Linked DNA regions of Homo sapiens: regions 2, 3, 4, 5, 6 and 7 are each linked to region 1. The links are chromatin loops, found by intact Hi-C in ENCODE. Cell type or tissue: PC-3. All regions are shown on one strand. Links, peaks and the distances in the headings refer to the core of each region. The heading gives the core; the rest is flanking DNA.

Region 1 (4,598 bases), core at 374-4,373:
GGTGATCCTCCCGCTTCGGCCTCCCAAAGTGCTGGGATTACAGGCGTGAGTCACCATGCCTGGCTTAATTGCTTTTCAAAAGAGTCTCACAGGTTTGCTGTGGCATACATAAACATATATGCTTCTGTATAGTCCACACCTTGTTGACTTTTCTAGCTCAAGTATTTGTAGACTCTCAAAAATTCTGCTCAGTTTTTCTTGGCATGAAGAATTGTTTAGCTAATTTTGAAAACTTGTGTTCACAAAGTCTAAAAATTTAATCCAAATTTGAATGAGGAAGATGAGACAGTTTATCAACTTTCTCTAATGAAAGTTACTGGTAACATGAAAAAACAATTTCCTACTCATACAATAAATCTACACATATCTTTTTCAGCCTTTTTGGACTTTGTTGTTGTTGTTGTTTAGTGGAAAGATTTGCTTTATATGATTAGACATTGAAAAATTTGTATGGCTTTGGGAAAGAAAAAGATGCCTCTGACATCCAGGAGCTGGCCTGGCACTCCAGCTATGTCTTAGCGATCTCCTCTTCAAATAAATGATTTCACAGAATACCGACATCAGACAATGCCACCCTATGACCATGGTGAATCAAGACAAAAACAAGACCTCTCCGTAACCATGCATGAACACAGGCAAAGAATGAAATCTGTTTAAATCACAAACATGGCCCAATATCTCCCAATCCTGGCTAATTAGAGTGGCTATTGCTTGTTTATTGCTGACAGTTTTAGCTTGACTCTAGTCTTCCCTCTTCCTAGATAAGAATTATTGAGAGATCCAGTCATGACCTTATATCACTTCCTAACAACATCCGATCTAGAGCAAAGCCATGCTTCTCAAACCCTCCTCCAAATCACGTGACACAAGGCCACATTCTGTAAGTTCTTTCTAATGCCCTTTTAGTAAGACACCCCACCCCCTGCCCCGCACCATGTGTGTTCCTGGAGGAGGACATTGAGAACTTTAAAAATTTACCTTTTAGTAATTTCAGATTAACTTGGTTAGATTTATTGGAGAGCAAAACAATTCTCCCTCAGGTGACTTCCAAGGGATAATTATGGGATAATGTATTAGGTTGATGCAAAAATAGTTGTGTTTTTTAACAGTAGTTTCAATGGCAAAACCCACAATTATCATAAGCTAGCCTTCCAGGTTAACTTTCCTAACTTGTACAATATTTCCTTTCCTGATTTCCTCAATTTCCATTATACTTTTCTTCAGACAAGTTAATAGTCCAATGAAATTTTTTCAAATGCTCAACAATCTTCCTCATTCCCAAATAAATTTTAATATATATGTATAAGCACATATACATGCATATTCATTATATATTTGTATACTTGTCACTTTAGACAATTTGAGTATAGAACTACTTTCAAGGAGATGACAATCCAGTTTGCCTTTGGCTGGTACACTTCTTGCCATTTGCTTATATAGGCATTTTGACATTTTGAAGTTTCCTCCCATCTTGAGTACAGCTGATCCAACTATCTGGGAGTAAACAGAAAGACCAATGGACACCCACAGGAAACATGCTGAGGTGCACATGGAATGTGGATAGGAAAGAGGTCTGTTATGATAAGAAGGGCTGTGGTGAGCATCATAGCCAATGTGGGGAGCCACATTCTGCAGCTCTTGGTAAGTGAGGTCAGTGGAAAGACTTGAGTCATGAAGTGTATATATCATTCTTTCAATTCCTGAGGAAAGCTTCATGGGGGAAACGATTTTGAATAAAATGAGAAACAATTAGTTTGGTCATGTTTTATTTCACAACAAAATTTCCTGTTTTTAGTTTAAAAGGTACCTATGACTAATAACGTTTTCCCCAAATTTTCAGGATATGAAGCTTGTGTTCCTTGAGTTTGACATAAATTGTGCTTCAGGCACTTACACAAGTTGATGAATAGCAATATAATTGACTCATTGTGAATGCCTTTATTCATATTAACCTATTATGATGAATTTCAAATTATAGAGTCTAGATTAGCAGTAGAGCAATTATCTGAGCAGTGAGCTTGTCTAGAGACTATTCTATATTTTTATCTTCAGGAAGATGTCCACAATGGAGCTCCTATTAAGACCATAGCATGCTGAAAGTAAATTCCTCACTTAGAATTATTTCAAGACAACAAAGCATACAGTATTGGTATCCATGTATCAGATAAGACTTTTCAGTTGCAGAGAACCCAACTCCTTGGGAACTAAGCAATAATGTAGATTTGTTGGTTCATAAAACTGTAAACCAAAGGAAGAGCCAGCATCAGACTTCTTTTGGTCAAGATTTTGGCCTCTGTCTTCATGCTGGCTTCATCCTCAGCCTGGCTGTAACCTCATGGTCACAAAGATGGCTGCCGTAACAGCTAAGGCTGCACACTTCCTTATTCATTTCCCAAGTAGAAAGCATCACTTCTCACAATCACCAAATGATAATTCCAGATCTTTACTCAGATTGAACCAAGGTAAATTGACCATCATTGCAAGGGGTGTAAGAATATGCTGAAGACCTTCCCCTGAGCTGGAAGTGGGTCAGTCCACTAAGAAATCATGGTTACTGCGTAATTACCAGGTGGTCACTACAGTTATTTCCTTAAAGGAAAATAGGGGTCCGTTTGGAGAGGAACAGGGGGAGTAGGTGCTGGTTAGACCTGTCAAGCATCTGCCATTTTAATATCTCTATAGAAAATGATATTACATCCTACCTATAAGTGGCAGTATTGGGCTAAAAACGTGGGCTCTGGACTTAGATCGTGGCCATTGAATTCCTAATTCATCACTTACTAGCAACATGGTTTTGTGAAAGTCACTTAACTTCTCCATTTCTCAGCATTTTTATTTGTAAAACAAAATTAACAGACTCTTGTAGAGTTTCTATGAAGATTCAATGGAAAAATGCATATAAAGCACTTAGTATAGAGCTCCTCACTTTGTAAGTACTTGGAGCAACATTTGCATGTGAACTAGCCACTTGATGGTCTCTCTAAGGCATCACTTTTATCTGCTTGGGCATCTGTGTGGTGCCCAGTGTGATTTGGGGGCTTCTCTTTCCATCCTCAGGTCATTTTTATCAGCTACTGGATTCATTTTAAGCAGACTTTTGACCCAGAGACTGGAGGGTGGTCTGATACTATAAAAGCAGTGTGTTCTGGTACATCGTGGTATAAATGTTCAAAAGGAAGCCCCACCAGGGGTTCCCAATAGGGAGTTTCCTTTGCAACGTGAATATCATTCTTAAGTGGTTTGAGAACAGGGTACAGCAGCATCTTACTGGGCATCAGTTTGTGTGCTCCTGTCAGGAAAATTACCATCCAAGCCCACTAAACCCACACAGAACCATAATGTTTTAATTATTCCTTTATTACTTCCTTCAGGTAATTGGAAGGCTAAATATACTTACATGGCAATACTCTATTTTATTTTATTTTAATTGAACTTCACTCTATAAAAGACTTGGAGTTAAGGTGGGGAAAACAGGAAGAAAGGAGGAGGAATAACTAGTTAGTTATTTGTTTTTAAAACTCACCATGTGAGGGCTAAAATCAAAGCTTGGATTACATTTGGGAAAATCTACATAAACTTTGTAATGTGTAAAGTAGGCAAATTAAGAGAGATTGCATCAAGTAACTCTGCCTTGCAAAATAATTCATCTTGTGTATTTACTAAAATGACAAACTTGGTGGTTTTGAAATGTGATTTGTGTTTTTAAGGGAAGCAGTTAGGGCAGAGTAAAGAACTTCAGCTTTGGAGACAAGAAGACCTGTACTCAAGTCCTGACAGCACTGTTTATCAGATGTGTCACCTTGGAAATCCCTTGACATCTCTGAGCCTCAGTTTCCAAATCTGTGAAAGAGAGATAATAACACTATCTTTGTAGAGCTTATGGGATGATTAGAAATAATGGGCATGGTTGTCTAGTACAGTGTATGGGAAATATTAAGAGTGCAAAATAATTCTTATTTATAAAAATTTATTGTACATGTACATTTTGTAAGGAAAGATCTGTTATATAATGCAAACCACTCAGATTTCCATGACCTGTTGTCGAGTGTCCTACACCCGATCATAAAAAATTCTCCTCTTACAGGGTCTCATGGCTTCAAGTCTAAAACAGAAATTTACATACATCCTAGTGCCACTGAGGAGAGCAAATAAACAGAAACTGCCATTATCAGTCCACTAAATCTGTAGTTCTCAATCTTGGCTGCACATTGTAATCACTTAAGAAAGCTTAAAAATCCTCAGTGCCCCAACTATACTCCTGAAAAATTAAATCAGAAGTTCTGGGATTGGACCCAAGTATCAGTGCTTATTTAAAGTTCTGCAGAAAATTCAAAGTGATGCCAAGGTGGAGAACCATTGTTTTAAACCATTGCTTCTCACGCTGTAATGTGTGCTGGAATCACCTTGGGGTCTTGTGGACTTGCACATTCTGGTCCTGGGAGGTCTGAAGTGGGGCCTGAGATCCTGCATTCCCAACATTAGGCAATGCTGATGCTGCCAGTTCCTGGACAGCAGCCTTGAGTGGGGCTCTGTTTGGGGTTCTCACTCATCCTATTATGCTTATTTCTTCCTTTCTGTGCCTCCTCTGCACCCTCCAA
Region 2 (4,598 bases), core at 298-4,297, 470 kb after region 1:
TAAAAGAAGACATTTATGCGGCCAAAAAAACATATATAAAAAGAAAGCTCATTATCACTGGTCATTAGAGAAATGCAAATCAAAACCACAATGAGATACCATCTCACACTAGTTAGAATGGCAATCATTAAAAAGTCAGGAAACAACAGATACTGAAGAGGAAGTGGAGAAATAGGGATGCTTTTATATTGTTGGTGGGAGAATAAATTAGTTCAGCCATTATGGAAGACAATGTAGCGATTCCTCAAGGATCTAGAACCAGAAATACCATTTGACCAGCAATCTCATTACTGGATATATACCCAAAGGATTATAAATCATTCTACTATAATCACACATGCACAGGTATGTTTCTTGCAGCACTATAGCAATAGCAAAGATGTCAAACCAACCCAAATACCCATCAATGATAGATTGGATAAAGAAAATGTGGCACATATACACCATGGAATACTATGCAGCCATAAAAAAGGATGAGTTCACATCCTTTGCAGAGACATGGGTGAAGCTAGAAACCATCATTCTCAGCAAACTAACACAAGAACAGAAAACCAAACACCACATGTTCTCACTCATAAGTGGGAGTTGAACAATGAGAACACATGGACACAGGGAGGGGAACATCACACACCAGGGCCTGTCAGAGGGTGGGGCGCTAAGGGAGGGACACCATTAGGAGAAGTACCTAATGTAGATGACGGGTTGATGGGTGCAGCAAACCACCATAGCACATGTATACCTATGTAACAAACCTGCACATTCTGCACATGTATCTCAGAACTTAAAGTATAATAATAATGAAAAAAATGCTCTACACTTTAACTCCACACCTCCCACAAACACTTTGAATTTTTATTATATCAGTTCGCATATTTTAAAAATATCTATTTTGAACAGGTTGTTGTCGCTATTATTGTTTTTGATAGATTTGTCTTTATAAGCTTCTTACTAGAGTTATGATTGGATTGCACACCACAATTAAATTATTAGCATATTCTGGGGTTGTGTTCATACTTAATTTTACCAGTGGGTTTTATACCTTGAAATATTTTCTTTTAGTTAGTACACTAATATGTTAGCATTTTTTAATTTCAGGTTGAAGAATTCCCTTTAGCATTTCTTGCAAGACGGGTCTAGTAGTGGTGAATTCTCTTAGCTTTTGTCTGTGAAAGACAATTTCTCTTTGTTAATGCTGCCCTATTTCCTTCTGGCCTACATGGTTTCCATTGTGAAGTCTGTTGCCAGATGAACTGGAGTTGCTTTGTTATTTTACTCTTTTGCTGCTTTCTGGATCTTCTCTTTGTCTTTGATATTTGAAAGTTCAATTATTATATGCCTTGGTTAGTGTTACTTGGGTTGAATCTGTTTGGTGTTCCCTGACCTTTCTATATCTAGATATTTCTGTCTTTCATGAGTTTTGGAAAGTGCTCTGTTATTATTTCTTAGGATAAGCTTTTCTCCCCTTGCTCTTGCTCAGCTCCCCCTTAAACACCAATAATTTTTAGATTTGGTCTTTTGAGGTAATTTTCTATATTTTAAAGGTGGCCTTCATTTCTTTTTATTGTTTTTTTCTTTTCTTTCTTTGGACTGTATTTTCTTAATAGCCAGTCTTTGAGCTCACTGATTCTTTTCTCTAACCCATTCTGTTATTGAGATCCTCTAAAGAGTGTTTCAATTCAGCAAATGTGGTTCTCCGTTCCAAGATTTCTGTTTCATTTTTAAATTATTATTTCAATTTTCTTGTTAAATTTCTCTGATAAGTATCTGAATTGTTTTTCTATGTTATCTTGTAGGTCACTGAGTTTCCTTAAAATTGCTATTTTGAATTCTTAGTTATAAAGTTCACATATCGGTTTTCTAATCCCAAAATGGCAGCATAGAAGCAAGCTTGCTTCTCTCCCCTCCACCAGAAACCAAAAAGAAATACACAGCAGCAAGATCTTCACCAGCAGCAACCCAGAGATCCTGTATGAGGATGAGACAGTTCCTGTAGGTACAGAGAAGTGGAAACATTCTGAGCAGATGGTAGGAGAACCAGATTCTACATCCATGAGGCCTCTTCCCTGCATTACACCAGGCATCAGCAGTATGAAAAATCTGCCCTCAACTCATGGTTTCTGCACTGAAAAACGTGAAATTGAGATTGTCAACCAGCTTTCCCATCTTCTTCGGTTTCCTGCCAGGAGACCTGCCTTTGCCTTAAACCACAGGTAGCACTGTGACTGCCTGGAGGGAGAAATGTCTGTGAAGGCTGGCAAAGACAAATAGGGAAGCCAGGACTACCATCCTCAGCCGTAAAAACTCCTTGTAACTTGACCAAAGGAGATGCCAAATCAGTAGAAATCATGTAGCAAGTATGTTCCACAAGTCCCCTGGGAACACACCCGTGGCCGGCCTTCCCACAGTGCTAGGGTAATCCCTTTGGTCCTCCTCCTTATGGGACAGGCAGTGCCATGGCCATTTGCAAAAGTCAAGGTAAACATAGGCTTATGGCGCCATCTAGAGCCGAAAACAAGGCAGCAAGCTGGCAGTTAAGATTCATAAGCAACTGTATTCAATAAAAACCAAACCAAACTAGACAGATAAAGCTGGACTAAATAATTATTAATACAAATACATAGATGTATACCCACAAGAAACAACAGCAAACATGGAACCATAACCTTCTAGACAAAGCAAAGTTCCAGCGACTGACCCTCCTGAGATGGCGATTTGTGAACTCTCTGACCAAGAATTCAAAACAGCTGTTTTAAGGAAACTTTGTTATCTCTAAGATAACACAGAAAAGCAACTCAGATATTTATCAGAGAAATTTAACAAGGAAATTGAAATAATGATAAGCAGAAATCTTGTAACTAAGAACTACATTTGCTGAACTAAGAAACTCTTCAGGGGATCTCAACCACAGAATAGGTCAAGCAGAGAAGAGAATCAATGAGCTCAAAGACTGGCTGTTAAAAAATAAACAGAGGAGAGAAAAGAAAAAAAGAATGAAAATGAGAGAAGGCCACTTACAAGATATAGAAAATTACCTCAAAGACAAAATCTAAAAATTATTGATGTTCAAGAGAGAGCAGAGCAGGAGCAAGGGTAGAAAGCTTATTCAAAGAAATAATAAGAGAATACTTTCCAAAACATGAGAAAGATATAAATATTCAGGTACAGGAAGGCCTTAGAGCATCACATTAGTCAAATAAGACTAATGAAGGTATTTACTAATCAAACTGTCAAAGATCAAGCATAAAGATAAAACTGTAATGGCAGCAAGAGAAAAGAAGCAAGCAGCATATAAAGGAGCTCCAAATCATCTTTAGCCAGAATAAGAAAAAAAGAGAGAAGACCCAAATAAATAAAAGTAGGAACAAAAATGGACACATGACAACTGAGACCTCAGAAATACTAAGAATCATTAGAAACAATTAGGAACCATTACATGCCAACAAATTGGAAAATATAGAAGAAATGGATAAATTCCTGGACACATGCAACCTACCAATATTGAACCATCAACAAATAGAAAACCTCAATAAGCCAATAATGAGTTATGAAATCAAAGCCATAATAAAAAGTCTCCCATCAAAGAAAAGCTCACGGCCTGATAACTTCACTGCTAAGTTCTACCAAACATTTAAAGAACTAATACCAATTCTATTCAAATACTTCAAAACGATTAAAGAGGAGAGAGGGAATACTTTCAAACTCATTCTACAAGGCCAGTGTTACTGTGATACCAAAACCAGACAAGGACACATTTTTTTTTTAAAGAAGCTAGAGGCCAATATCACCAGTGAACACAGATGTAAAAATCTTCAGCAAAATACTCATTTACCATTGTCAAGTAGAATTCATTCCAGAGATACAGGATGGTTCAACATATGCAAATCAATACATGTTATACACGACATTAACAGAATCGAGAATGAGAATCATATAATTATTTCAATAGATGCCATAAAGGTAAAGGCATTTGATAAAATTCAACATTCCTTTATGATAAAAATCCTCAACAAACTGGGCATAGAAGAAACATACCTGAAAATAATAAAAGCCATCTATGACAAACCCATAGCTAACAACACACTTAACAAGGAAAAATTGAAGGCCTTTCCTCTAAAGGCTAGACCAAGATAAGAATGCCCACTTTCACTATTATTTTGCTGTTATTCAATATAATACTGGAAGTCCTGGCCAGAGCAATTAGGTAAGAAAAAGAAATGAAGGAAAACCAAATTGGAAAGGTAGAAGTCAAATTAGCTTTGTTCATCTTATATGCAGAAAAACCTAAAGACTCTACCAAAAAAAACTGTTATAACTCATACAGGAATTTAGTAAAGTTGTAGGATACAAAATCAATGTACAAAAATTAGTAGTGTTTCTACACACCAAGACTGATCTAGCCAAAAATGAAGTCAAGAAGGCAATCTCATTTAAAACTACAAAGAATATGCAATACCTGGGAATCAATTGAAACCAAAGATGTGAAAGACCTACACAAGAAAAACTATAAAACTCTGGTGAAAGAAATAGAAGAAAGCACCAAAAAATTGGAAAAATATTCTCCGCTCATGGATTGGAAGACTTAATATTGTTAATATGAC
Region 3 (4,598 bases), core at 286-4,285, 250 kb after region 1:
ATAACTACACCAATATTCAACAGTTTGGATCTGGCTATCAGCAGTAGAAAATTTCAAATTCAACAAGATTCAGAGAGATGTAGGTTAATGAGCTTTGGCTTATTCAAAGTGAAAAATCTGCTAATGCTATGATAAAACAGAGAACAAAAACTCAAAATAACCAATCAAAATAGCTAGACGTTTCTTTGAGGCACAAGTAAATCTCTGTCCCATTGTCGAGATTTTGTTTATAAACTCTTTCCCCCATGATTCCAGCTGCCTAAAGGAGTAACAAAACAGCTTAAATTGAGAGCTGTGGGTAACATGGCATTAAATTCTCTCTGTACTTTTTTCTTTTCCCATTGCTTTCTTACAGTATCTGTCACTTTGTTCTTTGTAATAAAGTACAAAAATTTCACATTGGGTCTTTAAATCAAGCTCTCATTAATGAAGAAAAATGTGATATTGCAGAATAATCACTACTAGTTGCCAATTTTATATATATATATATATATATATATATATATATATATATATATATATATGAAATACCATCAAAGATAATTATATGTTTTTATTTGGTGTCAGTAAGGTAATACAATTTCTGGGGAACAAAAATGCCTGGAATTTGCAATAGCGTAACCCATAGAGTATTAGTCATGAAAAGATCAAGTAGGAACAATCCTAATTGCCATTTTGAAGGGATGTTTAATGGTGACCCATGGAGAGAAGAATATTGGTACCAGGGCATACAGAAAGTGTTCCATTGAACTTAAAGCCACAGCTGCCACCTGGTCACTTTGGGTTCCTCATGCTTGTGGGCCAGAAGATAAATAAAAAAGTTATACTGTTTGATATAATTGACTCAGATTGTCAGGAATAGTTCAGATCATTGACACTTATGGGGACTTGTGATGTTTCCATGCCATGGAAAAATGGTAAATAAGCGATTTCAGCAACTGTGGTTAGACAAGGGCAAGACAACCAAGAGCTCAAACCCCTCAGGGATGAAAATTTAGGTGACCCTACCAGGTAAGCATATTGAATTATTTCAATTTCTGACAAAACACAGTGAAAATCTAGAATGGATTGAAGGAGGGAGATGATGAATATTGATGATGGCCTAAGGACCAGGTGCAGTAGTGATGAGGGTAGCTTGTTTCTCTAAAACTAAATGACCAAGAAAATTCAATATGAGCTCCTGTAAATTGGAGTAATGCAAGACTATGAGTGATGCAATTCTGAGTGAAGCAGACCATGACATTCATTTATTTTCCTCCCCATCACATACCCCAAACTTACCTTTCATCTCAGTCACAACTGTAGTGAAGAGCTCCAGAAAACCTCAGATTCATCCTGCACTGATAGCAGTCCACTGTAAGAGCAAGCATATTTTTGCATTCTGCTTCAAAGCCTTCCCCAAGGTAGTGGGAGTCTGCTTGACTAGTATGGAAAAAGAGTCCCAAGTAGAGGAAGAGAGTTTATGTCCCTGGGAGTAATCCTCAACCACTAGGCAAGGAGAACTGATGGTTACCTGCACCAGACTCCAGGCCTTCAAGGCAAGCAATTCCAGAAAGCATTCTATGTGCTCCCCACAAATTCCAGAGGAATGGAGGCCCTGTTTCTCATAGCAGCAACTCAGTGAGGCATACATTTATACTGGCTTCCCACTCCTCCAGGTTTCACTCCTCTTACCTCTTATGTTTGTGTCTTGGATACCCTCGCAAATCAACTACAAGGACCCAAGTCCTTGTCTGAGGTTCTGATTTTAGGAGAGTAAAAATTATGGCAATTCCAAAAGAATAAAAAATAAAAATAAAAAATCTCCTGCCTACAAAAACACATTTTTTTCTGGGTGTTCTATAGATTATAAAAACATTTATTTTTCTATTTTGCAATTGGCCATTTTAAAGCTCTTTGGTTTTTATTTCTTTGGTCCTGTGTTGCATTCTCATTTCAGAAGTAGCCAGTTAGCCCAAAGCGTTTATTTACTTTAGTCTTAGTGTGGTAATGGTACCGTCCCCAATGTTCTGCCTGTCACTTTTCTTAGTTTAATGTTGTAGTAAACAAAGTTAAGACACCACCATAATTCTGAGGTATGTTTAACACTTGCTCAAGAGGTTAACTTCTTGTGTTTTTTTCCCAAATGACCTGATTCCCTCATAGTCTCTGTGGTTAGTTGTATTTGGAGGTATTTGGCTCTGAATTTAAACATTTAAATGTGGTTGGCCTTTGGAAAACACCAGACAGTGAGTCAGAGGCTTTTCATTCCTTTCTATGATTCTGAGCATTATGTTGAGAAACCTCCTACCCTCTCTAGGCAATTTCTCCATCTGTAATGGAGCCACCCAGCACTTTTCTGTATCCTGGATTAGAGTCAGTGTTAATAGCACTGGGAGACTCTTTGATACTTTAATCAGAAATGGGCCTAATTCCATTAAATTTTCTTGTGTTTATAATCTAAGCAGGGGTGCCCAATCCCCGGGCTATCAGTCTGTCCCCTGTTAGGAACTGGGCCACACAGCAGGAGGTGAGCAGCAGGCAAGACAGCATTACTGCTTGAGCTCCATCTCTGATAAAATTAGATTCTCATAGGAGCATGAACCCTATTGTGAACTGCATGCGAGGTTTATAGGTTGCGAGCTCCTTGTGAGAATTTAACTAATGCCTGATGATCTGAGGTGGGGCAGTTTCATTCCCGAAACTACTCCCCCACCCTCACCATCCTTGGAAAAATTGTCTTCCACAAAACAGGTCCCTGGTGCCAAAAAAAAGGTTGAGGACCGCTGATTTAAAGTACTTCTATTAGTTGTTATATTTTGTCGTGTCTGGAAAAATGTGTTAACTATAAGAGAAGAGAGAATGATCTTTTGTACTTTGATAGAATAATTGCATTCTGATACAGGAAAATAAAACTATTTCTAAGTGGGGGAAACAAAATCATTTCTTAAAACACTGAATAGACTATTAGCCCTTTACATGGCTTTCTGAGTCTCATTCTGGCCAAGTCAATACTATGTTGCCTCCTAGTTTTACAAGGGTACATTCCTTCCAATAAAACAATGTGTGAATCCACAGGACACTCCAAGAAAATGAGGAATGGCATTTATTGGTACCTTGTTAGAACACAAGCATAAACCTCTACTGCACTAAAGCTGTGTGTGAAAAGAGTCTGGGAGAGAAGGAAGGGGCGGTATGGCAGCAAATGATTCTATAGGGATGCGTGGGAGTGTGTGTGTGTGTGTGTTTTCTCAGTCTGTGTATGTGTGTTTTCTGGGTGTTGTTAAGAGGTAGTCTGTAATAAGAATATAACTCCACTTACTTTTCTATTAGAGATAGCATTTTGTTGTACAAATTCTCTTTGAAGTTCTTTGATAAATCTTTGGCTCATTCATTAGTATCTTAGGGTCAAGTGCTATAAACAGATTAATAACTTATTTTGTTTTCAGCACTGATATGGAAGGGGATTGGGCATGGGGCGTGAGGAATAATTTTCATTTTGAAGATGACGTGGATCTGCATGACAGTCTCTGGTCTTCCAGAGAGAAGTGACAAAGCTCTAGGTTCCAGAGATACAAGAATGAGGAGGAGGCAAAACAGCTTGGGAATGAAGGTGAAAGCTGACAAAAAGAAAAACTGTTTGACAGTTGTTGACTTTGCAATTTTTCCTGATAAACTCTTACAAAAGTATCTCCAGGTTAGTATGAAGATAAGAGAACATCCCTATCGATTTATCCCAGTTTTCCCAGTCAAGTCTGTGTCCCAAATGGAAAAAGAGAAAAAGAGACCAATTAAAAGGAACTAGAAAAGAAAAAAACTATATATTACTAAACACACATGCACTCGCACACACACACCAAGGAGTTCTTGAGCTCATTTTCCCTGTCTTTCATACTTACCAACAAAAATATTTAAAACATTAGGATTTATATCCTCTAATACTTATCTTTTATAAGTACTATGTAAGACATTAATAAATGCACAGAAGAAATTGATGATTCAGAGCGAGAGAAATGAGACAGCTACTTCAAGTTTACTTGCAGGAGGCGATTGATTTTGGGAGGCTTTAAAAATAAAGGTAGAATGTTTTATAAGGTTTTTCCTAAACTGGTAAATACCTGAACTTAAATTTAAGATAAAAATTTTATCTCCAATTCTAATAAATTTCATTTCTCAATTTCTTTTGGATCCAACCTGACCACTCCAGCTCTGTTTTCTCTATCTATGTATCTGTTGCCTAAAATATTATTATAGGCCAACTTAAAAGTCATCCTCAACTCTTCTCTTTCTCCCACACTCTACATCCAATCCAACAAAAAATCTTGTTGGTTCTACCTTCATAACCACTTTCACTGCTACCCCCCTGGGTTGAGCCACCATCTTCAGTCACCTGAATCATTGCAAAAGGCTCCTAACTGGTATCTTTAAGCTCTTCTATGTCTATTCTTAACACACTTGCCAGTGCAATCTTTACAAAATGTAAGTCAAACTATGATTCTGCTCTGTTCAAAATCCCCCATTGGTTCTCCTCTCACTCTGAGTTAACATCCAAATCCTTAGAGATGGGTCACAGGCCTTACCTCCCGAGGCTCCCTATTCCCTCCTTGATAGCATTTTCA
Region 4 (4,598 bases), core at 260-4,259, 67 kb after region 1:
TATACTGACTGGCAGCAAATGCCTATGAGATTGGAAAGTGAGATAGGCAGAGAACCTAAAATGGTATGCCCCATGTAATGCCAATTTAAAAATGTATGTACATGAATACACATGTAATACTGAAAGATGTACATTAAAATCTTTATCTCTGTGTAGTGAGATTACAGCCAATTTTTATTTCCTTCTTTATATTTTATTTTCCAAATTTGCTACACTAAAAGAGAACCATATTATAATAAGGAACTGCAAATGTTAAAGAGGGAGGGAGGGAGGAAGGAAGGAAAGAAGGAAAGAAGGGAGGGAGGAAGGAAGGAAGGAAAGAAGGAAGAAAGGAAGGAAGGAAGGGTTATATTTGAGAGCTGAATGGGATAATGTATGGGAAGTCAGAATGGTTCCATAAATAGACGGAAATTACAATTCCTGCAGGAGCCTTTTAAACTTAACCTGTCTTAAAAATTTCCTACAAATCCAGCCTGACAGGCTGTGACAGGGAGCTGAGGTATTTAGCGGGTAGCAGGAGGGGCACTGGACATGCGAGGAGCCAGAGCTGGGGCAATCGGTAGGGAGGGACTACCCACCGGTCCAGCCACTCCTTTCACAAGAAGGGGATGTGTACACAAGGAAGAAGGTCTTGTGAGTCTGACTTCTTGGAGGCTGTTGGGCGAAAGCTGTGCCGGTGACTGGCTTCCCTGACCCTGCCCTCCTCCAGTCTGGGCCTCACTGACTCTGAGCATTCAGCGTTCTAGCTATGAAAATGAGTTGATAATTTGCATAGGTTGGAACACAGTTGTGCTAAAGACGTACTCTTTGGTTACCTTGGTAGTTACTTTTTTTTTTTTCTGGTCCCATTTCCCTGCCATAGGAAATAATACACAGCTCTAAAAAACAATACACAAAATAATGTAAGAAATCTATGGGGTAATAGGGTATGTTTGATCTAGTGGGGAGGGAAGTAGCTTCACTAGGTGATTATGGGAAGGTTTAGGATCATGTTATTCATGAAGAGGAAACAAGCAGCGAGAATTCCAGGAAATCATCATAATAAAACAAAGAGTTCCAGGAAATCATCATAATAAAATAATGGCTACTATCATTTATTACTATACTAAGCATTTTACAAATATTGTTATTAATGCTCACGACAACTCATTTCCATTGTTTTTTTTCATTAAAGTCAGCATTTACACATGAGAGAAACTGGGGCCTCAGACACTAAGTGATTGTAAGTGTCAGAGCCTCAATTTGAACAAAGACTTTTATTCGGTACTAAGAGTTCTGGAGGCAGATGATGATGACGGTTGCGCAATAATGTGAAGACTTAATATTACTGAACTATATATTCAAAAATGAATGAGATTATAAATTTTATGCTGCACGTATTTCACTACAATTAAAAAAGAAAGTCTATACCTTGTATACTACATTGCTACATATTCCAAAGATATTTTGATGTTACTATTATGATAGACCCCACATTAAGGAATTGCCTGCTTTCCCTTAAATGGAAAGAAAACAGGGTCCTAATACCCTCCCTAAAGTGGCTCAAGGAACCTCAGCATAGGTTTCCTTTCTGTCTCCTTTTTTCCCCTCTCCATCTTTTTAAAAATTATTCTCCTTCTGTCCCTTCTCACATCCTTCTTTCACCTTTCCTCACCCTGAACAGATGGATAGACTGCCTTCCTTCCCAACACACACACACACACACACACACACACACACACACACACACACACACACACAGAGTCCACAGCCACAAGTGTCTCTGACCAGCCAGTGTTGCTGAGGCTGCACCTCAGTCTTCGTGGTGTTCACAAACTAAGGGGATTCTGATCAAGTCCTCTTGATCCTAACACTGTAAATGGAAGAAGAAACAGGTTTGTTTTAACCTGGGAGGTGTAATTTCTTTCTTTCTTTCTTTTTTTTTTTTTTGTCTTTTTCTTTTCTTTGAGATGGAGTCTTACTCTGATATCCGGGCTAGAGTGCAGTGGTGCAATCTTGGCTCAATGCAGCCTCTGGCTCCTGGGTTCAAGTGATTCTCTTGCCTCAGCCTCCTGAGTAGCTGGGATTCCAGGTGCCTGCCACCACACTCAGATAATTGTTGTATTTTTAGTAGAGACGGGATTTTGCCAAGTTGGCCAAGCTGGTCTCGAACTCATGACCTTAGGCGATCCACCCATCTCGGCCTCCGAAAGTGCTGGGATTATAGGTGTGAGCTACTGGGCCCTGCTGGGAGGCCTAATTTCAGAGACGTGGAAGTTCCAATGAAGATGAAACTGGGAGGAGGTGGATGCAGAAAATGACAAGCTCCAGTGTTTAAATCCAACAACAGCACACACATACACATACACAGAGGAAATGAGCAAGTGAACTGGTACCATTCCACAGAAATGAGAAAAGCTGAGAAATAGAGGACAACGTGCTTGCCTAAGATTCTGGCTGCATTTACTGAAACTCTCCCAGCCCTGCCTTTCAGCAGTTCTTCTGTGGATGGGAGTGTGACAGTGCTGCCTTCTGACCACAAGGTGGGGCTTATACTGGGATACACTGACTATCAGAAGGATTTCTTGTTTGAGCCTTTTCCTTTTAGAAATCTTTCTATATTGCCAACTAGATATGATTAAGGGCTTACTATACGTTACCTTACCAAGCTCCAAGATTCCAAAAACATCCAAGTTGGAATTTGTGCAGAGCTTAAGACCTGTACTTGGACACTTACTTACCACAGAAAAGAGAAAAATATGTCATTTTTCCTGAATTTCTTTTTCCCTCACTGTGGTATATTTATTAAGGTAGGTGGTGGCTTGTTGTGTTGTAAGTTTCTACTACAGAGCCCTTGTGAAGGTCAAGGTGGGCCTGAGTCATCGCCTTTCTTTTCTTATTCTTCTTTTTAAATAATATCAATATTTTAAAGAGAAAGAAGAGAAATGTCACAACAAAATTATAAAACTTTTACAAATACATTAACTGCCTATATTTAATAAATTAACATGTTTAGATTGCACAAATATATTGCAATGTATTTGTGGTATTAAAAGTATAAGCACTTCGTAGTATACTCAGATTCTATGTTCAGGACAGGATAAGATTTTAAAGTTAAGTATTATGTGTCTTCTGTTTTCAATCTTATCAAAATATCTCTGGCTGGCAGCTTGACCTTATTTGTTAATAACACTGAAGATCAGCTTTAAGGGTTTTTGTGAATGCAAAGCCCTGGACAAATATACTCCTCCCACCCCGCCCATTTGATGAACTGTTTACAAACCACAGATGTCATTGAATAGATTTAATGGAGGTGAGGTCACTGGGCATGTTTCACCCTTTTAAGCACAAAATTCAGACCCGTCAGAAACTTTTCCTGATGCTCTTGCAACCTTATTTACTAAGCTTAAAAGAGTTTTGTTAAACTAGTTTTCAAGACTTGGGCCACTGGGACATGAACACTAAGTGGGCTGCCAGAGCTCTACCCAGGCTGGACTTCATTCTGCAGAGGGAAGAGAGCTCAAGCTTTGGGGCCAGAGACCTGGGTGCTGATTTAAATTCAGGTTTGGGTCCAGCTGCTTGCTTGCTATGTGTGTACAATTTTAACTCCCTGAGCCTGTTTTCTTAAACATAAAAATGGAGATAATAGCGCCAAGCACATAAATTTGTGATGAGAATTAAATGAATTAACTTTTATAAAGAACCCAGTACAGGAGCTGGAAGACAATAAATATTACCCTGCCCCCCACCCCTCTATCTGCCTCCGTGCCTCCTCATTATTTCCACCACCAGCCATAGCCACTGGGTCACACAACTATGGGCCTAATTGCCTAATTGAGGATATCCACTGAGGATGTGGTCAGAAGAGCTCTATCAAGCAAGAGTTGCCCCACATTCAAATAATTCTGCAACTTTAGTTTAGTTGCTCCATCCTTCCAATTGCTCACACCTGAAGTCTTCATCGTCTGTGACTTTTGTCTTTTTCTCATGTCTTATACCTAATCCTTCAGGGTTTTGTGCTGTCTCTACCTTAAATTATCCAGAATTTGACCACTAGTCACCACGCTTGTCTAATGTAAGCAATTATCATCTCTCTCCTGGATTTCCATCATGCCCTCTAACTGGTTATCCTGCTTTGCTTCCCTTCCTCCTGCCATACTCCTTTTTACCCTAGCTGTCAGAGTGTCAGATCATGTCACTGATTTTCCAAAGACACTGCAATGGTTCTCCCCACAGAGTGAAAGCTGGAATCCTTGCGATGACCCGCAAGGCCTATCTAGTGTGGCCACTTGCTGTCTGTCCTCCTTTCCCATTCACCAGCTCTCCCTGCTCCAGCCACACTGGCCTCCTTACTGTTCCTCATACACGCCAGTCATGCTCCCAACTAACTGTTAACTCTCACTGTCCCTTTGCCTGGAATGCTCGCCCACATAGTCAGAGCCAATTCCTACTTTCTTCCATTTGTAGCTCGGCATCAATCTCTCAAGGAGGCTTCCTCTGACTCTCCAATGCTGCAGTCTGCTCACTCCTCACACACCTGACTCCCCTAATTCCCCCATCTGTTTTATGTTTATTTTTTCATAACATTTATTCACCGAAGGCACTTCCTAAGGGTAGGC
Region 5 (4,598 bases), core at 280-4,279, 260 kb after region 1:
AAAGTATAAAATCCAGGAATTATGTTAACAGTATTTGTATTAAATCTATGACTGCCAAAACATCCATGTAGTTTTATGAATGCTAAATAAGTGCCACAAATAAATCAATAATTAGGATGGTTTTAGAAAATAGCTACACTTCTTACTCAAAGAATATATCAAAATTTAGGATTGTAATTAACTCTGGTTGGAGGCAGAGGGACAGAATAGTGGAAAAGCACATAAGATTCAATAATATTGGTAAAAGTCTAGTTCCAATGTTCACGATATGCATGGGTGTTTGTTTTTATTATGCCTTTTATTAAGCTTTATTCTTTACATCTTTGGTAAGTTTCTTTTGCATATATCAATTATTTCATAATCAAATAGTATATTGGCAAATATTTCAGACAAGACTAATCTAGCATATCAAGTCTTGATTTCCTCATCTAAGATAATAGGGATAATAATAGTACTTGTACTATAAAATCAATGTTAAAATTAGATGCAATAATATATAAAAATTATTTAGCAGAGTATCTAGTGTATATGTATATTGGTATGCATGGTATGTATGTGTGTATGTACGTATATAACTAATCACTTTTGGCACTCTTTTTTCAATCTTTAGTCTTTAAAAGTATAATGTAGCTTTTGGCAAGTTTCAAAAGGTCAGGTATAAATACTGCATTTGGATCCACCTTGAAATGTTTCAGTTATAAACAACATTCTTGATGAATGTTTCCATGTCTTAATAACACATTTATCTTGGAAAATAAGCATTAAACATTTTTCTTTAAAATGCATGGAGACCTGCATTCTACATTTAGTGTTACAAATGTTGTCTAAGACCTTGGTCTTGATGGCTAGTTGTAAAAATCCTTGCCATAAATGAATAGGCAATAGAATCTTAATAATTTGTGCTAAATAATGTGCTGGAAATTCTGAGCATAATGAGTCAGAATTGATTATGAATTGTGATTTATCTACACTACAATTAGATTGTCTAATTTTACCTTCTTTTTTTTTTTTTTTTTTTTTTTTTTTTGAGACGGAGTCTCGCTCTGTCGCCCAGGCCGGACTGCGGACTGCAGTGGCGCAATCTCGGCTCACTGCAAGCTCCGCGTCCCGGGTTCACGCCATTCTCCTGCCTCAGCCTCCCGAGTAGCTGGGACTACAGGCGCCCGCCACCGCGCCCGGCTAATTTTTTGTATTTTTAGTAGAGACGGGGTTTCACCTTGTTAGCCAGGATGGTCTCGATCTCCTGATCTCATGATCCACCCGCCTCGGCCTCCCAAAGTGCTGGGATTACAGGCGTGAGCCACCGCGCCCGGCCCTTTACCTTCTTATTTACCAGGCAGAAGCAGAAGAGACTTTTTTGAAGATTACTAAGTTCAACAATTGTGCCATTTCTGCTTCCTTTCCCTGAGACAAATATAAAATTCATAGTAGACAGTGCACAATCAAATCAAGCCTCTCTCATTTACTTTTAAAAATCTATGAACTCACTCAAAAATCATAGTTTTCTATATTTTTTGCTAAGGTATACTCAGAACACCCTACTAAATTCCAGGCTGTGCTGTTTCAAGATAAGTCAGGCTGTCTATCACTTCTGACTACCCTTTCCTTCACAAAAACAAACAGATTTGGAAGATACCATTTAGAGCTGGTATATGAAGCCCAATTCAGAATCAGTTGAGAATATAAGCAGGGATATGTTTAGCTCTTTCCATTGACAAGTAATTATTTTCATTATTCCATTGTATTCTGAATGAAAGCATTGACAATGGCCAAAAGTAGCATTAAGTTTCTTCCATGTGCCAGGAACAGTATTCAGAACCGTACCTGCTATCTCACTTAATTCTCAAAAAACCACAAGAATAAAATATTATTATCTTGAAGTGACTTGTCCAAGCTATACCACAATTAAGTTAAACTAAAATATCAATCTTCTGTACTAATTGTTTTACTATTTATTCAAATATTGTCTATCAGTTGCAGTCAATAGCCAGGCATTTTTTCTAGCATTGTGTTACCCAGCCTTGAAAGAATTTCTCACTGTCTGAAAAGAAATTTTTGTGGTGCCATCTTAAGACTTCAAGGATTCTGAGATAAGAGGAAGGAAGAAGAAATGAATTAATTAGTCATGATTTTGTATAAGACTTTTAATCAGAGGCTTTCCTGACAGGATCTTACATGATTTATAATCTACAGTTTTTCTTTGTATGGCAAGTAGAACAGAAAAAAGAAGACAGTTCTGAAACTGTTTTACAAGTACTCAGGCAAGGTCAAAAACTAAATAATTGTTAATAGAAAAGAGGGAAAAGGTAAAGATCACAGATTTTTCTCAGCCAAGCCTGCATATTACTAGCCTGTGTGCTCATCGAAATACTGAATGTCAAAAGGATTATTTATTACTTTTGTTGAGACTAATCTTGAAGAAAAATGCCTTGATGCATTTATCAGCTTCCTTCCTCATTTCAAATGTAATAAGATTGCTTTTCTCTCTTCTTTTAGCCAAGTGGACAATTGATTATTAAGTGGGCTATGTATACACTGGATTATTATTACCTTAGATTTTTGCTGTATTACCTTCTTTTTGCTGTTTGATTCATTTTCCACAAATGCAGAGCCATGAAGAATATGGATTTGGGGCCACCTTGTGACAGACTTAGAAAAGTCCTATTTATCAAATCCTAGAATTAGAATTTTGGCTTCCATTCCTAGATCATATTACTTTTCAATAAACATATTTTTGCAAAATGGCATCATATTGTAATAGCTGATTTTTACCATTGAGAAGTATTATATATACTATGTAGTAAAATAAACCCTGATAATTATATTGAATATTTAACGAGTTCTTATATTTTTTCATTGACATTTCAACTTAGTGAATTATATTGATTGACTTTCCTATATTGAGTCAATCTTGTATCCCTTGATGTATTTTTTAAACTTCTAATTTTCAGTTTTCTAATCCTTTATTTTTAAAGAACTTTTACATTTATAGTCATATTGTGATTCACCTGAAAAATTCCTTTCAGAAATAGCTCTTGTCAGGTTTTATTATCAGGAATATGTCAGCCTTATGTAGTAAGTCAGAAAGGGATCTAAATTTTGACACTGTGAAATAATTTCTGTAAGTTTGAATTTTTTTTCCTGAATATTTGGTAGACTTCCCTATTAAAAATGGCTGGTTTTGTGCATTTCTTGGGTAGGAAATATTGTAAGTATTAATTCAACTTTATTAAAGGTTACAGGTTTATTTAAATATAATATTTCCTCTTTAATTTACTGTTATATGTTTCTACAAATTTGTCCATTTTACCTATTTTCACATTAATCGCCACCAAATGATAACATCTTCTTGTTAACTTTGTAATGTCTGCAGTCTTGACCAATCACACCAAAATCTATTCAACAACCAACTCTTGGTTTTGGTGATCCTTTCTATTGAATGTGTGTTTCCAATTTCATAAATTTCTACTCTTATATCTAGTTCCTTCTCTTTGTCTTTTTATTTAATTTAGATATTTTAAGTTCATTTTCTAGCATAGCATTTTAAAGCTGTAAATGTCCCTACATTACCTAGGTCTCATGTGTTCAACATACGGCAAAATTATCAGTTGATTCTATATATTTTCTAATAAGTTTTTATGTATTTTCTGATTTTCTGATTTTTGAGTTATTTAGAAGTGATTTTATTAATTTCCAAATATATGTTGCTTTCAGTATTGTTGAGTTTTTTTCTAAAGTACAGTTTTGTGGTTGATACCTAACTTATTCACACAATAATCACAGATCATTGTGTGTATCACAACAAACATCGAAAAGTATTTTTGAGTCTTGCCTTCTATCTAAATATGTGGTCAGCTTTCATAAATGGTCCATGTCTTCTTGAAAATACTATGTTCTCTGAAACTATCACCATAATCTTTGCCATGAACCTATCCATTACTTCCAAAAATTTCCTCCTTAACTGTTTGTTATTTTTCTTTTTGTATATCAGTTACACCTCAATAAAGTGGGCTTTTTTAAGAAAAGAATATACTCTGTAGCTATTGAAAATTGAGTATGTGGAGATATATATTAATATACATACATATACATAAAAAGCACAATTAATACATTTCATGCAATGGATATGTATATATTGATATATATATCATGTATATATGTTTTTACATATATTGATATATATATCATGTATATATGTTTTTACATATATATGTATATGTGTATATATATCGATATATATGTGTATATGTATCGATACATGTATATACATATATACATATATATCGATATATATGTAAAAACATATATACAGATATATCCATTGCATGGAATGTATTAATTGTGCTTTTTAATAGTCTGTATCTTAATGTCTTTTCTGCATAAATTATCAATTATTTAAAAATATATGTTAAAATTTTCTAATGAAATATTTATATATTTCTTCTTGGACTTATTTATGATATTTTATATATTACATATTTTGAATCTATCATATACAAATAAATTTGATTTCAATATACTCCAGACTAAGTGACTTTTTATAACCATGTATATACTCTCTTAATGTCTAGAAATGTTTGGGAAAAAAAAACTCAGCT
Region 6 (4,598 bases), core at 599-4,598, 200 kb after region 1:
GGTACATGCCTGTAATCCTAGCTACTCGGGAGGCTGAGGTAGGAGAATCACTTGAACCTGGGAGGCGGAGGTTGCAGTAGCCGAGATCATGCCATTGCATTCCAGCCTGGGCAACAAGAGTGAAACTCTGTCTCAAAACAAACAAACAAACAAACAAAAAAAAAAAAAAAAAAAAAAATATAAAAACAATAACCACCCCTCCAAAAAAAAATCTGGCAAAGCTAATATATCAAATGATTCTCAGTGTTACCTGAATGATTTTAAGTATCTGTAGACTAATCATAACATCAGATTATCATGCCAGGAACAGAAAAACAAATAATATAGCATTGCAAGAGAAAGTAGTCAGGCTAAACAAAGAATTTTACATTAGAATTCATATTTTATCCAACTTTTCCTCTTCTACTAAACTTATCACTGTGCCTTTTACACGCAGATGAATTTTAAAATGTGTGGGAAGAATAGCTATTATCTACTCACTTACTGCCTAGATCATGAACCTGTAATGACCTGGATTGTTCTATCAGCCCTAAGGCAAATGACCTATAAACCAAACACAGATATTCCAGCTCCATCTGTGACAAGGACCTCCCTGGCCTTATTCCTAACATTGTTCCCCTTCTGTTCCACACCTGGGAGAGCTCAAGCCCTCTGGCTTTGGATGCAGGTCCCATCTGTCTCTTTAAATGTATTGGCAGACCTGGGCATCAGAGCTTTCTAAGGACTTTGGTTCAGACTCATTACTCTGGCTTTCCCAGGTAGGGGATCCCCTTTTCTAGCTCTTACTATAGAATTCAAACTGTGGCTCTGACCCAACTGTCATATCTGGTTTCATTAAATGTCCACTGGCATCTTTTATTCTGGTCCTGAAAAGTCAAAATAGGCAAAAGAAACTAAGGAAATTCCACACTCCATCAAGGGAAGCTTCCACATATCCTGACTTAAGGATATTTTAGTTTTAAAACAGTGACCTGAAACCATTGACTCATGCATTATGTCAGCAAACATTTGTTGAGTGCTTAGCATGAACCAGACTCATTTTAGAGACTTTTTCTTCTAGCTCCTTCTAACTCCCTGTTTGAAAACTTATCTTCATGTTTACATCTTCTTTTTCCAGAGTCCTGGCACAAAGCTTCCCGTGAACTTTCAGGACCAGATATTCATAGTTTTTGATGGGTCCCTAGGAAAACCACTGGTGTGAGAGAATTTTAGAGTCTGGTGGATGCAAACAGGAATGAGATATATGATGGCTTTCCTTACAGAATACACAATCCAGTATGGGAGTATGTAAATCAATGCTCCCCACAATGTGATTTGTATCCAAAGGCCAAGATAACCCTTTGGAAGGAAAGATGGGATTTTAATGGAAGTGACATTTGAAATGGTCCTTGATTGATAAATAGGAGCCTTCAGTGACTGGGCCCTGCCTATCCTTCTGCTGGATCAATCTAAATGTTAAATTCTGTGTTAAAAAAATAAACGGCTGATTTTTGTTTTCAGGTCACACTACACTGTTGCCAGTTTCCATTCCTTTGCTTGTTTGGTCTGCCTCTTCTGAAGTGGGTCCCTTCCCAACTCACCTTAGGTAGCACCCTCTACCAGAAAGTTTTCTCTGGAAGCTCCCACCCTCCCAAGAAAAAGGGTCAGGTGTTCACCTCCTGTGAGTGCCCACAAAACTCTGCACACAGCTGAGTGTCTTGGACCTCCACACAATGCCATATCTTTCTGTGCCACTCTGTAGATGTGAGTTCAGTTGAAGCAAAGTCTTCTTTTCCCTCTTTGTAATCCGATTTAGAGCCAAATTTAGTTCCTGGATTATGAGTGGTAGATAAATTTTGAATGGATGAATGGACAGATGCATTAACAATAAAGTAACTAGAGCAACTATGTAGGAAAGTTGTCTGTAGCAGAAGTGTGGAAGATGGGTGGTATTAGGCAAGACTATTTCACTGGCAAGAGACAGACATCTAATTTATACCATCTCAAAAAAAAGAAAAGAAAGAAAATCTGCTGGCCTACATGACTGAGAAGTTCATAAATAAATCAGAGCCAGCTGGAGGACCTAGGTGTCCATACATATACTTAGATGGTCCCCTTCATGTCTTACCTTTGCTTTTCTCTGGGCCAAATTCGCTCTCAGGTAGGTTCTCTCCAAGCATTACAAAATTCCAGGCCCTCATTTTACCAGTTTTGCAATCCCAGTGAGAATTCAGAACCTCCTTTTCATTCGTTCCAGCAAAAATTCTAGGAACTATTTCTAATATAGCCAGGCTTTGGTCACTTGTCCACATCTGAATTAATCAGCAGGGTTAGGGCTGGGGGTGGCATACAGGAAGGAACTGAGAGATGGGTTATCTTACCTGAAATCTACAGACTAAGAGCTGGTAATCGAGGGGGTGTTCCGAGAAGGGGGTGCCAGACAAGCAGTCTTTGGAAGACTGAATAGAGAGGCTGAACCTAACTCTAGCACCCACTATGCCCTTGTACTTTGGGGGGTGAACTGATCCAGAAATCTAACATCATATTCACACATCTTTATTATTCTCTGCTCAGAGCCAGAGTCATTACATTGGAAGAGATGAGTATAGAGAAATAGGTACAGCAGGTGTGAGGGACAAGAGTTCCTAAGGCAAGTAGGGGCAGAGGAGAGCTGCCCCGCCGGTTCCTGCCTGCCTTGAGCATGGTCACTTCTCAGGATGGAGCAGTGCCTCTATTTAGGCTCCCCTAAAATACAGAGCTTGAGTCATGGGCTTGCCATGCATGTAATTGATTTGGGGAAATGTTCCCAACACAGAGGACTCAAGAACAGGAAAGAGTAAAATAGGAAAAGAGGACATGGGCAACTGGGGTTCAATCCTACTGGATATCCTCTGAGAAATGATGTAGAATGTCTGCCCAAAGCATGAAAAATGGGAAAACATGTATCTTTTGCCTCTGGTTTCTCCTGCGAAAGGGATGTTACATGGCAGCAACAGAGAAACTTTGGGCTAGTGAGTGAAAAATACCTGATGCAGCTGAGGCAGGGAGCTGCCAGGTGACATCTGCAGGCAGCAGAGTGCTACAGCAATGACAGATAAACAGGTCTAGAAAACATGAGCTCCCAGATTTGACTGCTAATTATGAAAGTTTCAATAGTGATTCCAGGCAAAATGGAATTTAGCTACCAAAGCTTCCATTTTTAAAGGTTCCTCCATTTCTTTAAGAATTGTTGCTTGCATACGTTTAAAGACTGCGTAAAATCCCGTCATTCAACTCTTGAAAAAAATTAGCTTGGAGGAACATTTGTTCCAACAAGACAATGAATTTGTTTATTTTTCCAGGCTACAGCATTCCTGTGCTTATAAATTTTGAATTTTGGTTTATGCGGATTTCATTGATACAAGTGGCATATTAAGGAGGAAATAACAACAAAAAATTCTTTCCATTCCAATTCATTTACACAAAATGTGATTTTGATGAAAATTTTCCTGAGTCAAGTTCTGTCTAATCTGCGGATGCCCACTGCTTCTTGACATGCTTAATTCGCTTCATTCTCTTGGCAGCTCCTGTGGAGCTCTGCTCCCCCTGAGCGCTCTCATTGCGTCAGTTTTGGGTTGGGTCCTGAGATGATTACAGCAGAAACACTTGTGTTTTTCTCCAGTTACCAGAACTAGATGAGAGATTTGGGCAGCGTGATTAATGATGAAGGCAAACTATTTAATCCTATGAAACATGATGAAGTGTCCAAACTCGGCAGTAGATATTTTGGATTTTCATATTTGAACAAACAGGCACTAAACGAAAATTCAGTTTCCTCTCTAAAAGCTAGCAGATGAAACACGCATGGCCATTTAATTTTGGTGGCATTCTAAATGAATTCAGAAAGAGAAACTTTTTAAAAAATAAACTATTTTAAAAAAAGAAACTAAAAAATAAAAAAATTATTTTGAAATAATTTTAAGTTTATAAAAGTTGCAAAGTCAATACAGTATCTGTGTATCTTTCACCCACTTTCCTTTAAAGTGAACATTTTACAATATCATGGTATAGTCGTCAAAGCTAAGAAACCACCGCTGACACATTACTTTTAACTGAACTGCAGATTTTATTTGGGTTTTGCCAGTTTTTCCGTTAACATCCTCTTTCTGTTTCAGAATGCAAACCAAAGTACCACACTGCAGTGGATTGTCATATCTCCATAATTTCCTCTGGACTGTGATGGTTCTTCAATCTGCCCTTATTTTTCATGACATTGACAATTTTGAAGAGTACCACTCAGCCATTTAAGATTCTTTGATTTAGGTTTGAAGCATGCTTTTCTCATGATTAGACTTGGGCTATTAATTTTTGAAAGAGCACCAAAGAGGTATGCTGTTCTTGTGACATCATATCAAGGGGGTACATGATATGCACATGACATCACACTGATGACGTAAATCTTCCTCATTTGGTATAGGGCGAGTTTACCAGGTTTTCTCATGGCAAAGTTACTATTTTATTTTTCAGAATTGTGTACTTCAGGAAAATATAACAAGCTATTTCAATGCCACAGGAAAGATATGCTGTTAGTGAAACAAAATTATAGAGATGTGTGACCATTTTGCTGTGTTTTCATTTAA
Region 7 (4,598 bases), core at 378-4,377, 140 kb after region 1:
GCAGTGGCTCATCCCTATAATCCCAGCACTCTGGGAGGCCGAGGCAGGTGGATTACCTGAGGTCAGGAGTTTGAGACCAGCCTGGTCAACATGGTGAAAACCCATCTCTACTATAAATAAAAAAATTAGCTGGGCACGGTGGCAGGTGCTTGTAATTCCAGCTACTCAGGAGCCTGAGACAGGAGGATCACTTGAAACCTGGAGCTGGAGGTTGCAGTGAGCCGAGATCATGCCAATGCACTCCAGCCTGGGCTACAAGAGTGAAACTCCATCTCGAGAAAAAAAAATGAACAATCTAAATTTATACCTCAAGAAATTATAAAAAGAAAACAAACTAAGCTGAAGAAAAGCAGATAAAACGAATTAAAATTAGAGCAGAAATAAATATATTGGAGACTAGAAAAACAATAGGAAAATAAATAAAATTAAGAATTGAGTTTTGGAAAGATAAACAAAATTGACAAATTTTTAGCTAGACTAAGAAAAAAAGAGGGAGATTAAATAGAGTAGCCAGTAAACATTAGCTCTTCAATTGGATCACCCAGTAGGACATATTGGGATTCATCAAGGAAGCAACATGACCCATGGAGCTCAGAGAGGAATGAGACAGGACAGCCACCCACCTGGGATTGGCACAAAGCCAAAGGAGGCTCCTAACCATAGGGAAATGGTGAGTGAGCAAGAGGCCCCAGGGATTCACTTTTGGCAGAGATCTTTACAATACTGGGCACAGGAGATCCTCACTGACCCCCTATCCCCGCGGCCTCCAGATATGCAAAGCTGCATGGAGTCTGGGCAGAGCTGCCACAGAGGCCCACATGAAGCCCCAAGGGCCTTAGACCCCTGAGCACCCTGGCACCAGCTGATGTAGCTCCACCAACAAGGTAGGCCAGGATCTCTCACATACCTTGAGGAAGGGCTACATCCATAGTGCTAAGGAGTGGGCAGACTACAGGCCTTGCCTCCACTATACCTCATGAGGAAAAGCCCACTGGCCTGGGACCCTTGTGCAACCACCCCACTCCTGCCTTAGCATTTGGGCTGGTTGCAGCTCTGCAATTCTCTGGGACAGAGCTTCCAGAGGTAACCCACAGGCCTATAGCTTATACCATTGTTGCAGCCCCCAACCTTACTGCCTTCAGGCTGGGGAGAGAGTGAGGAGCCCAAGAACAATTGCGGTCTTCCAGCACACTGCAGCTCCCTTATGGAAAAGCAGCCAGACTGTTTTCCATGTAGGTTTCTGCCCCTGATACTCATCACTAGGCAGGGCTTCCTGACCTGGGCCCCCAGCATAGCTGTCCTACCGTTACCTGATTATGTCAGTCAGTGGTGGCTCTGGTTTCTCTGGGGTAAAGATCTCAGAGACAATTCACAGGCTCTCTGCCATTGCCGCTGCAATGGTACCACCTTTGTGGTCCTTAGTCTAAGGAACAAAGACCATGATTACTTTGCTGGCACCTCCAGCATGATGCAACACCATACAGAGTGGAGCCCTCTCTTCACTTTGAGCCTCTGATCCTCTGCTCTTCACTAGGCAAGGCCACTGGCTTGGGATGGCAGTGCAGCTGCCCTACCCCCTACTGAACATTTCCCTTTGCAGTAGCTTTATGTCTGTTGAGGTGGAGCTTGCAGAAGCAACTGACAACCCCTTTTCCACTGCTGCTACAGCAGTACCCACCCTTGCTGCCACAACACTGGGGAAAAAACAAAGAGTCTGAGTGCTTCACTTTCACCTCCAACATGCTACAGCCACCCTACAGAGAAAAGGGCAAACTGTCTTCCCTGTAAGAACCCCTGCTTATAACCAGAGAGGGCCCCCCCTGGCTTGGGCCCACAATGCAGCTCCCACACCCCTGGCTGATCGTTTTGATTGGCAGTGGCATTGTGTTTCTCTTGGGTGGATTCCTGAGAGACAAGTGAATGGCTATCTACCAATGCTATTGCCAAGGTCTCTGCTCCTCCCGTCCCCAAGATGAGAATAGAACAAAAAGTTTGAGCTGACCCCAGGGTTGTGGTGTGCAGCCTGGGAATGCCAACCCACGATCTGAGACCAGCACTTGAGTGGAAGAGGAGCTCACACTCTCAGAGTACTGAGAGGGAGCATAGCTGCAAATATAAGAAAATACATAACAGTGACGTGGCCAAGTAAGAGCTTATCCCAGTCATTACACTTAGGCACCATCTACTGGATCACAGCCCAAACTTCAACACCAAAAATACTTTGCTAATATATCCCCATGTTAAAGAAAGGACAACAATTCAGCCACAAATAAAGACCCTACACAAAGCCTCAGCCACCTAAAAAAATCCAAAAATGAAGCCAACTGACTATACTCAAATTATACCATAGTTAAATGAAAATCAGCACATACAGATGAGAAAGAACCAGCTCAAGAACTCTGGCACCTATAAAAGACAGAGTGTCTCCTTACCTTCAAATGACTGCACTAGCTCCCCAGCAATGGTTTTTAACCTGAATGAAATAGCTGAAATGACAGGCATAGAATTCAGAATCTGATGGCAACAAAGATCATAGAGATTCAAGAAAAAGTTGAAACCTATTCCAAGGAATCTAAGAAATCCAGAAAAATAATTCAAGAGATGAAAGACAAAATAGCCACCTAAAGAAATAGTCAAACTTGTCTGATAGAGGTGAAAAGCTCTTTACAAGAATTTCATAACACAATCGGAAGTACTAACAGCAAAATAGACCAAGCTAAGGAAAGAATCTCAGAGCTCAAAGACAAGTTATTTTAATTAATGCAGTAAAACAAAAATAAAGAAAAAATAATTTAAAAATTAAAAAAGAATCTCTGAGAAATATGGAATTATGTAAAGAGACCTAACCTATGACTCATTGGTATCCCTGAAAGAGAGGGAGAGAGAACAAGCAACTTGGGAAATATGTTTGAGACTATAATCCATGAACATTTTCCTAACTTCACTAGAAAGTTTGACATGCAAATTCAGAAAATTGAAAGCCTCTGCAAGATGCTATAAAAGAGTACCATCCTCAAGATGCATAGTCATCAGATTCCCCAAGATCAATGTGAAAGAAAAAATATTAAAGGCAACTAGAGAGAAGGGGCAGATAATCTACAAAGGGAACCTCATTAGGCCAAGAGTGGACCTTCAACATAAAACTTACAAGCCAGAAGAGATTGGGAGCATACATTCAGCATCCTCAAAAAAAAAAAAAAAAAAAATTTCAACTAAGAATTTCATATCCAGCCAAGCTAAACTTTATAAGTAAAGGTGAAATAAAATTATTTTCACATAAGCAAATGCTAAGGCAATTCATCACCACAGGACCTACCTTACAAGAGGTCCTTAAGGGAGTGCTAAACATGGAAAGGAAAGAATGTTAATGGCCACCGAAAAAACATGCTTAAGTAAATAGATCATTGATACTGTGAAGCAACTACACAATCAAGTCTACATAACAACCAGCTAAAAACAAAATTCACATATGTCACTATTAACCTTAATGTAAACTAGCTAAATGTCCCACTTAAAAGGCATAGAATAGTGAGTTGGATAAAAAAGCAAGACCTGGCTGGGTGCAGTGGCTCACACCTGTAATCCTAGCACTTTGGGAGGCCAAGGTGGGAAGATCATGAGGTCAACAGATTGAGACCATCCTGGACAACATGGTGAAACCTCGTCTCTACTGAAAATACAAGAATTAGCTGGGTGTGGTGGTGTGCGCCTGTAGTCCCAGCTGCTTGGGAGGCTGGGGCGGGAGAATCGCTTGAACCCTGGAGGCAGAGGTTGCAATGAGCTGAGATCGTGCCACTGCACTCCAGCTTGGCAACAGAGCAAGACTCCATCTCAGAAAAAAAAAAAAAAAGCAAGACCCAATAGTATGCTGTCTTCAAGGAACCCATCTCATGCAAGGACAGGCTTCAGCTCAAAGTAAAGGGATGGAGAAAGATCTACCAAGCAAAAATAAAACAAAAAAGAGCAGGGGTTGCTATTCTTATTTCAGACAAAACATACTTTAACCTAACAACTTTGAAAAAGGGCAAAGAAGGGCATTGCATAATGATATTCAATTCAAGAAGTAGATTTAAATGTACTAAGTATACGTACACCTAACACTGCAGCACCAAGATTTGTAAAACAAGTTCTTAGAGACTTATGAAGAGACTTAGGTAGCTATACAATAGTAGTGGGGGAGTTCAACACCCCACTGACAATATTAGATGGATCATTGAGGCAGAAAATTAAAAAAGATATTCAGGACCTGAACTCAATATTGATCAAGTGGACCTAACAGACATCTACAGAACTCTCCACCCCAAAACAACAAAATATACATTCTTATCCTCTTCATATGGCACATACTTTAAAATTGATCATATGTTTGACCATAAAGCAATTCTCAACAAATTCAAAAAAACTAAAATCATACCAACCACACTCTCAGTCCACAGCACAATAAAAATAGAAATCAATACCAAGAAGATCATTTGAAATCATAGAATTAAATGAAAATTAAGCAATCTGTTCCTGAATGACTTTTGGGTAAACAAAGAAATTAAGGTAGAAATCAAGAAATTATTTGAAACAAATGTAAACAAAAATACAACACATCA

Evidence for each region. Peaks named below come from ENCODE experiments on the same cell type or tissue, not always from the same donor. Only the 100,000 strongest peaks of a DNase experiment are listed, where the experiment ranks them.
Region 2: it touches region 1 in a loop (11-fold over the local background); 78 of 110 quality-filtered maps call a loop at or near these places.
Region 3: it touches region 1 in a loop (7-fold over the local background); 48 of 110 quality-filtered maps call a loop at or near these places.
Region 4: it touches region 1 in a loop (8-fold over the local background); 16 of 110 quality-filtered maps call a loop at or near these places.
Region 5: it touches region 1 in a loop (13-fold over the local background); 48 of 110 quality-filtered maps call a loop at or near these places.
Region 6: it touches region 1 in a loop (10-fold over the local background); 24 of 110 quality-filtered maps call a loop at or near these places.
Region 7: it touches region 1 in a loop (9-fold over the local background); 2 of 110 quality-filtered maps call a loop at or near these places.

What each region holds. Positions count from the first base shown.
Region 1 is chr4:73,660,161-73,664,758 of GRCh38, forward strand. No RefSeq gene overlaps it. Among named protein-coding and RNA genes, the nearest start is that of RASSF6, 42 kb to the left of the region's middle. RefSeq lists a silencer at 1,467-1,672. In PC-3, for the core only: CTCF peaks have their summits at 2,700 and 2,901; DNase peaks (open chromatin) are centred at 1,611 and 2,731; H3K27ac peaks cover 3,691 bases.
Region 2 is chr4:74,131,945-74,136,542 of GRCh38, forward strand. All of the region lies in intron 1 of LOC105377277 (a long non-coding RNA gene), which reads right to left. It also overlaps a transcript of MTHFD2L not described here. Among named protein-coding and RNA genes, the nearest start is that of MTHFD2L, 24 kb to the right of the region's middle. In PC-3, for the core only: CTCF peaks have their summits at 2,499 (motif pointing left) and 2,706; a DNase peak (open chromatin) is centred at 2,467; H3K27ac peaks cover 1,204 bases.
Region 3 is chr4:73,915,146-73,919,743 of GRCh38, forward strand. No RefSeq gene overlaps it. Among named protein-coding and RNA genes, the nearest start is that of CXCL1, 48 kb to the left of the region's middle. In PC-3, for the core only: no CTCF peak of the experiment used is centred there; a DNase peak (open chromatin) is centred at 2,216; H3K27ac peaks cover 2,241 bases.
Region 4 is chr4:73,727,240-73,731,837 of GRCh38, forward strand. No RefSeq gene overlaps it. Among named protein-coding and RNA genes, the nearest start is that of INKILN, 8.5 kb to the left of the region's middle. In PC-3, for the core only: a CTCF peak has its summit at 2,509 (motif pointing right); DNase peaks (open chromatin) are centred at 622, 2,492 and 3,252; H3K27ac peaks cover 4,000 bases.
Region 5 is chr4:73,920,899-73,925,496 of GRCh38, forward strand. No RefSeq gene overlaps it. Among named protein-coding and RNA genes, the nearest start is that of CXCL1, 54 kb to the left of the region's middle. In PC-3, for the core only: a CTCF peak has its summit at 2,634 (motif pointing left); a DNase peak (open chromatin) is centred at 2,613; H3K27ac peaks cover 1,188 bases.
Region 6 is chr4:73,861,533-73,866,130 of GRCh38, forward strand. No RefSeq gene overlaps it. Among named protein-coding and RNA genes, the nearest start is that of CXCL1, 5.6 kb to the right of the region's middle. In PC-3, for the core only: CTCF peaks have their summits at 3,056 (motif pointing left) and 3,259; DNase peaks (open chromatin) are centred at 989, 3,049 and 3,619; H3K4me3 peaks cover 711 bases; H3K27ac peaks cover 3,257 bases.
Region 7 is chr4:73,801,252-73,805,849 of GRCh38, forward strand. No RefSeq gene overlaps it. Among named protein-coding and RNA genes, the nearest start is that of CXCL6, 33 kb to the right of the region's middle. In PC-3, for the core only: a CTCF peak has its summit at 2,188 (motif pointing left); no DNase peak of the experiment used is centred there.